Regions from separate parts of the Homo sapiens genome. Here region 1 is linked to region 2. Evidence: chromatin contacts called from ENCODE Hi-C data. All regions are on one chromosome and are shown on one strand. Each heading gives the region's core, a stretch centred on a gene start or an enhancer-like site at or near the end of the contact. The rest is flanking DNA. Distances are from core to core; before and after follow the strand shown.

Evidence for each region. Hi-C counts contacts between places; a loop is a spot of excess contacts on that map. Pooled maps may share reads with other maps.
Region 1: a loop to region 2 is called in a pooled map, with 9 times the contacts of the local background. The contact joins the promoter of SCARB1 here to the promoter of ATP6V0A2 in region 2. A Hi-C loop is called at or near these places in 6 of 50 pooled maps.

What each region holds. Positions count from the first base shown.
Region 1 is chr12:124,862,066-124,865,113 of GRCh38, reverse strand. SCARB1 (scavenger receptor class B member 1) reads left to right here and starts at 1,250. Exons shown (of 13, transcript NM_005505.5): 1 at 1,250-1,519. The coding sequence starts at 1,394. It overlaps LOC105370050 (a long non-coding RNA gene), which reads right to left and starts at 1,052. Exons shown (of 3, transcript XR_945488.3): 1 at 1-1,052. RefSeq lists enhancers at 603-802, 2,896-3,048 and silencers at 1,033-1,712, 2,943-3,048.
Region 2 is chr12:123,710,384-123,713,870 of GRCh38, reverse strand. It overlaps ATP6V0A2 (ATPase H+ transporting V0 subunit a2), which reads right to left and starts at 1,518. Exons shown (of 20, transcript NM_012463.4): 1 at 1,189-1,518. The coding sequence starts at 1,305. It overlaps LOC105370042 (a long non-coding RNA gene), which reads left to right. Exons shown (of 3, transcript XR_945477.4): 3 at 1-1,105. RefSeq lists a silencer at 1,144-1,693.

The sequences.
Region 1 (3,048 bases), core at 1-2,500, 1.2 Mb before region 2:
CTTTTTCTTTTTCTTTTCTTTTTTTTTTTTTTTGAGATGGAGTTTCGCTCTTGTTGCCCAGGCTGGAGTGCAATGGCGCTATCTCGGCTCGCCACAACCTCCGCCTCCCGGGTTCAAGCGATTCTCCTGCCTCAGCCTCCCGAGTAGCTGAGATTACAGGCATGCGCCACTACGCCTGGCTAATTTTGTATTGTTAGTAGAGACGGGGTTTCGCCATGTTGGTCAGGCTGGTCTCCAACTCCCGACCTCAGGTGATCCATGAAGTCCACCCGCCTCGGCCTCCCAAAGTGCTGGGATTACAGGCGTGAGCCACCTCCCAGTTTTCTTATTGTAAAATGGAGCCATTGTGTGCAAAGCACTCAGGACAGGGGCCAGCACCTAGAAGGCTCCTCAGTCATTCATTCTAGAATATTTACTGTGAGCAGGCATTCCCTGCCAGGCCACGTTCTAGAGCTCAGGACGCGTGGGGGGGGGGGCCCGCCTCACGGGTTGGCATCCCAGTTGGAGCACATGGTCAGAATGCAAGGACGCAAATGAACGTGAACCTGCCAGGGGGTGCTCAGTCATAGGGTGATGGTGGCACCAGCGTTACGAAGGATAGGGCCAGGCGGATACCTGGGAGAACAGAATTGCCTGTGCAGGGTGTATGGAGGCCCTGGGGCTGGAGCCTGCGGGGCTTCTTCCAGGGACAGTGAGGCTGGAGATGGACTGCGGAGATGAGGGTCTAGAAGGTGGTGGCGGGGCATGTGGACCGTTGTAAGGGCTCTGGGGTTCCTGGGTGGGCTGGCGAAGTCCTACTCACAGTGACCAACCATGATGATGGTCCCGATAGAGGAGGAGAGGGAGGAGGAGGGAAAAGGAAGGGTGAGGGGCTCAGAGGGGAGAGCTGGGAGGAGGGGAGACATAGGTGGGGGAAGGGGTAGGAGAAAGGGGAAGGGAGCAAGAGGGTGAGGGGCACCAGGCCCCATAGACGTTTTGGCTCAGCGGCCACGAGGCCTCCTCAGCTCCCGCCCCAAAACGGAAGCGAGGCCGTGGGGGCAGCGGCAGCATGGCGGGGCTTGTCTTGGCGGCCATGGCCCCGCCCCCTGCCCGTCCGATCAGCGCCCCGCCCCGTCCCCGCCCCGACCCCGCCCCGGGCCCGCTCAGGCCCCGCCCCTGCCGCCGGAATCCTGAAGCCCAAGGCTGCCCGGGGGCGGTCCGGCGGCGCCGGCGATGGGGCATAAAACCACTGGCCACCTGCCGGGCTGCTCCTGCGTGCGCTGCCGTCCCGGATCCACCGTGCCTCTGCGGCCTGCGTGCCCGGAGTCCCCGCCTGTGTCGTCTCTGTCGCCGTCCCCGTCTCCTGCCAGGCGCGGAGCCCTGCGAGCCGCGGGTGGGCCCCAGGCGCGCAGACATGGGCTGCTCCGCCAAAGCGCGCTGGGCTGCCGGGGCGCTGGGCGTCGCGGGGCTACTGTGCGCTGTGCTGGGCGCTGTCATGATCGTGATGGTGCCGTCGCTCATCAAGCAGCAGGTCCTTAAGGTGGGTGAGGGAGACCCCAGGGGGTCCGCGCACGGACCCGGGCTGTTGGGCGCTGGGCGCCGGGAGGACCCGCGCGTTGCGGTGGGTGGGCGACCGCAGCGGAATCGGCGCCCGGGCCTGGCGCCGCAGAGCACGAGGGAGGCCAGGCGCTTCGGGAGGGGCTGCTGCCCGCCTCCCCACCACCCTCACCGCCCCAGACTGAGGCTAGGGGGGAACCCAGGGGCTTTGCTGGAGGCGCAGGCCAGGGTTGGGGAGGCCTGGACGGGAGACCACCCGGGCGCCTGACCCGCCCTAAAGGGTCTGGGCGCCCACGACGGATCAGGAGTGTGGACAGGTTGCTTCCGTGGTGCCGCCCGAAGGAGCCCAAGAGTGTGTGAACGTCTGCTTTCACAGCAGCCGGTAGCAGGGTCCGGTAAAATTAGAGCTGCACTTTGCTTGTATCCTGTGAGCCCAGGAGGACAGGAACCTTCTGTGAGACCCACGTGGGTGCCCAGCTCACATGGTAGGTGCTCAGCTGAGCATCCTCCACTGCCCAGAATCTCCCCATAGGAACCCTCTCCCAGAGGCAGAATGCGCGACTCTGTTCTCCCTGCTCACTGCCTCCATGATTCAGTCTGGAAACTATAAGCCGCTTTTCTCCCCAGATTCATGCAGAGGCAGGCAGCAGCCCAAGGTCCTCTGAGTGCACGCAGCCTTAGGTCTTTCCTCTGATCCTAACTTTGCATACCATTGCCCTTTCAACCAGGGAGACAGATTAGGCGGTCAGCTGGTCTGCAGACGGACAGACTCTGCCCTGGGTGCCTGGGTGGCCTGTTTGAATGAGCCTGGAGTTAGGGAAGGGCTGGGAGATTGCAGAGTATCACATTTGAACTAAAAGCCATTTAGAGTTTTGAAGCCCTGGGAACCCACACATGCAGTGGCGGGGAGGGGAAACTGGGGCTCACTCTTATCAAAGTTCTAGCCAGATGCAGAGCTGGGGTGAAGATGTGGACATTGTCACTCTAATGGACGTCTTTTCCCCTTGGCCTGCCTCTTTGGACTGGGTTTCTTAAGAATGGTTCCTTGTCCACATTTCATGTCTGTTCCCTCATTCACAGAGCGAATGAATGAGTGAATGAATGAAGGATCTGCTTAGATCTGGCTGCCACACTTCTTGGGACCCAGCTAGCTGGCCTTAAAGATGGAGCAACATATGGTCTCTCTCAAGGTCTCTGGGTGAGCAGTTGTCTAGGGCATCTTAGCCACGTTGTGTCTATTTTTGATTTTTCAAATCTTGTCCCGCCAAAGCCTGTAATCTGACTGCAAAGAGGTCCCGGTGGATGGTGACACTGTCTCTGGGGATGGCAGGAAAATCAGCAGAATGGCCTCTTCTCCCCCATGACAGCTCAGAGGCTTTCTCTGTTACACTGAGGGAGCTTTATTTTTCTGTGGCCTACTCATACTGAAACGTGTGTGTCAGTGACAGCCTTGTGGCTGCTGCAGTGCCAGGACCCCACTGTGTGTATGCAGGGTCCCTAGAGGGGCTATCA
Region 2 (3,487 bases), core at 269-2,768:
GATATCAGATCTCGGGTAGGGCTGATCCCTTTTGAAATTAAGGACACCTTAGGAAGATTAAGGGAAACAGTCAGGAGATGAAAGTGGTGGCCAGGAAATAAAATGTTCGCCTGAGTGGATTTCAATTCAGTCAGTAAGTACTTGCTTCACGGTCTCCCTTCCACACCCTGTTCTTTGCCTTCTTAGCACTTATCACAGCTCATAATCAGAGTGTGTTTAATCTGTCTCCTCCCACACTGGAAGCTCCAGGAACACAGGGACTGTGTCTGCCTTGCTCACCACCGAGTCTCCAGCACCAAAAACAGTGCCTGAACATAGCGGGCAGTCAAGAAAAGCTTGTCTGTTCATTCAACAAATGCCTATCGATGCCAATGACTGCCAAGGACTGCGTTAAGGTACTTACTCTCAGAGGTTGACAGTCCTTGGTGGAGACAAACAATAAACAAGTAAATGGACAAACAAATGTTTATTATTACTTGTTGGGGAGACAGCTTCCACTCGACAAACAATGACTGAGTTCTTAAGTCCTTACACACAATGGTATGTACAGCATTAAGCATCAGTGACCAAAACACAAAAATCCCTCTCCTCAAGCAGATGACATCCAGCTCCTTCCCATTTCTGGCTCTGTCTGGGCTCCTCCTGTTCCCTCCAACAAGGACCCTCTCCCCAGATCTTCCCCACGGCTGGCTCCTTTCTATTTGGGTCTCAGCTGAAATATCACCTTCTCCGGGAGGCTTCCTCGACAATCCCTTCACACTCACCTCCCGCCCGAATCACCTTCACATCACCCCGTTTCTTCTTTATGGCAAACCTTTTCTGGTTGACCTATTTATTTGGTTAATGCGCCCCCCTAACCCCCGTAAAGTTCCAAAAGGACTCCAAGAGGCCTTTGTGGGATTTGTTCTCCCGCTGAGCTCGGTGCCCGGAGCTGATGAAGACCACACGGGCGATCCTAACTAACTGGGGCAGAGCAGCCGCCGACCACACAGACGGCCGGCGACCCTGGAGTCAGCCCCGCGCTCCGGGAAGCTTTGGCCGCTGAGCTGGGGTGTCATCTTCCCCGTCTGGACAATGGGGACGGGGCGCGCCCTTCCTCGGTGCTCCCCGCGGGAGGGCCCCAGCGATGCGCGGGATTGGGGGCGCCAGGAGAGCAGGTGCGGCCCGCGTCTCCCGGGCGACACTCACGTCTCGGAACTGGACCAGGCCTTTCTCGCCCAGGGCGCTGAGGCACTCGTAGGCCGTGCCCGACTGCAGGAAGAGCTGCGCCAGGCACATGGTCTCGCTCCGGAACAGGGACCCCATGGCGGGCCGACCCGCGCCCGGAGGGGCTCGATGGGCGGCGGCGGCTCCGAGCCGCGCGGGCCCGCACACTCAGCCGGTGCGGCCCGGGCCTCGAGCTCTTCCTGTGGCCTGGCCGCGGCCCCGCACTATGGGGCTCCAGACTGCAGCGGCCGCCCCCGGTTCTGCCACCGCGGCCGCCGCTCCAGCTGCCGCCACAGCAGTCCGCGAGGTCCCGCCCCCAAGCCACTGCCGGTTCCGGTTCCGCCCCCGCGTCCCGCCCCCCCCGCCGGCCGACCAATGGACGCCCGAGGTTGTCGCCGCACGACGTGGCGGCAGGGCCAACCAGCGCGAACCCGGCGGGTACGACCACTGCAGCTGGCGCTCCGCCGGACTGGACGCAGAGCTAAATCCCGCGCGGCTCCCCGGCTTTCCTGGAGGAGTCTCGCCGAGTGTGCACGCCGCGAAGCTCACCCGTTCCTAGTGCACGACCCTGTGCTGCTGCGTGTGTGTGTGTGTGTGTGTGTGAGAGAGAGAGAGAGAGAAACGGAATCTCACGCAGTCCCACAGGCTGGAGTGCAGTAGCGCGATCTCGGCTCACTGCAACCTCCGTCTCCCAGGTTCAAGCGATTCTCCAGCCTCAGACTCCCCAGTTGCTGTGACTACAGACGCGCGCCACCCGCGTCCAGCTAATTTTTTTGTATTTTTAATAGAGACGGGGTTTCACCATGTTGGCCAGGCTGGTCTCAAAACTCCAGAGCTCAGGTGATCCGCCTGCCTCGGCCTCCGCAGTGCTGGGATTACAGGCGTGAACCACTGCGCCCGGCCCTGCTGCTGGTTTTTTATGGATAGGGTTTCCCTCTGTGGCCCAGGGAGGAGTGCAGTAGCACGAGCTCGGCTCGCTGCAACCTTGACCTCCTGAGCTCAAGCGATCCTCCCACCTCAGCCTCTGGAGGAGCTGGGATTACAGACGCGCGCCATCACACCCGGCTAATTTGTTTTTAAAATGTTTATAGAGAAGGGGTTTCATCATGTTGGCCAGGCTGGTCTCGAACTCCTGAACTCAAGCAATCCTCCCGCCTTGGCCTCCCAAAGCGCTAGGATTACAGGCGTGATCCGCCGCCCGGAGGGATCCTAGGCTTCTTCGTGAAGTTGGAGTGTGCAGCCAGCATCCCAATCCAGTTTTCAAACATTTCCCACCGACCTCGCAAGACTCCTCCTGCTCAGTTGCAGTCTCCCCTTCCCGCCCGGCCTGGCCACCACAGGACAATTTTGTCTCGCTAAATTTGCCACCTCCAGGCTTGTCCTGTCGATGGAATCACACAGCACCCAGTGTGTGTTCCCCACACTGACCGGGAAGCAGTGGCCCCCCGCCCCAGGCCGCAACCTCACCGCTGTCCCAGTCGAGTCTCTGCTTACATATCCCCTTCCTTGAGACTGTCCCTGGAGTCACATCCTTGTTCTATTTCCTTCACTGCACCTGCCACCATCTGAAATTATCTTGTCTGTGTGTTAGTGCCAGTCTTCCCTGCTAGAATGGAAGCTCCACCAAGGTGGGGACATTGTTTCTGCCACTGTGGTATCTCCAAGCCCCAGCACATAGTAGCCACTCAATAAATAGTTCATGAATGCATACATAAATGTATAAACTTAAAAAAGTTAAAACCATAGACACTCCAGACCCCATTCTGCCAAACTGAGTTTTTTCCTTCTTTTAAGTACAAAAGGCGTCCTCACAAAGCCCACAAAATCAAGCTAAATTACCTGTCATTTGGAAGTTTTAAATTTATTTTCCATAAATACCTGAAATCCAAAGCTAGTTACACTAGGCTGGGTGCCCTGGCTCACTCCTGTAATCCCTGCACTTTGGGAGGCTGAGGCAGGTGGATCACTTGAGGTCAGGAGTTTGAGACCAGCCTGGCCAACATGGCAAAACCCCGTCTCTACTAAAAAAATATAAAAATTAGCTAGGCGTGGTGGTGGGCACCTGTAGTCCCAGCTACTCGGGAGGCTGAGGCAAGAGAATCGCTTGAACCTGGGAGGTGGAGCTTGCAGTGAGCTGAAATGGCATCCCTGGACTCTAGCCTGGGCAACAGAGTGACACTCTGTTTCAAAAGAAACAACAACAACAAAAAGATACAGTAAGAACTGTGAAGGTGAATTCAAAGGCTGAAGTTCAGACAATAATTGACTCAGACCCCAGCTC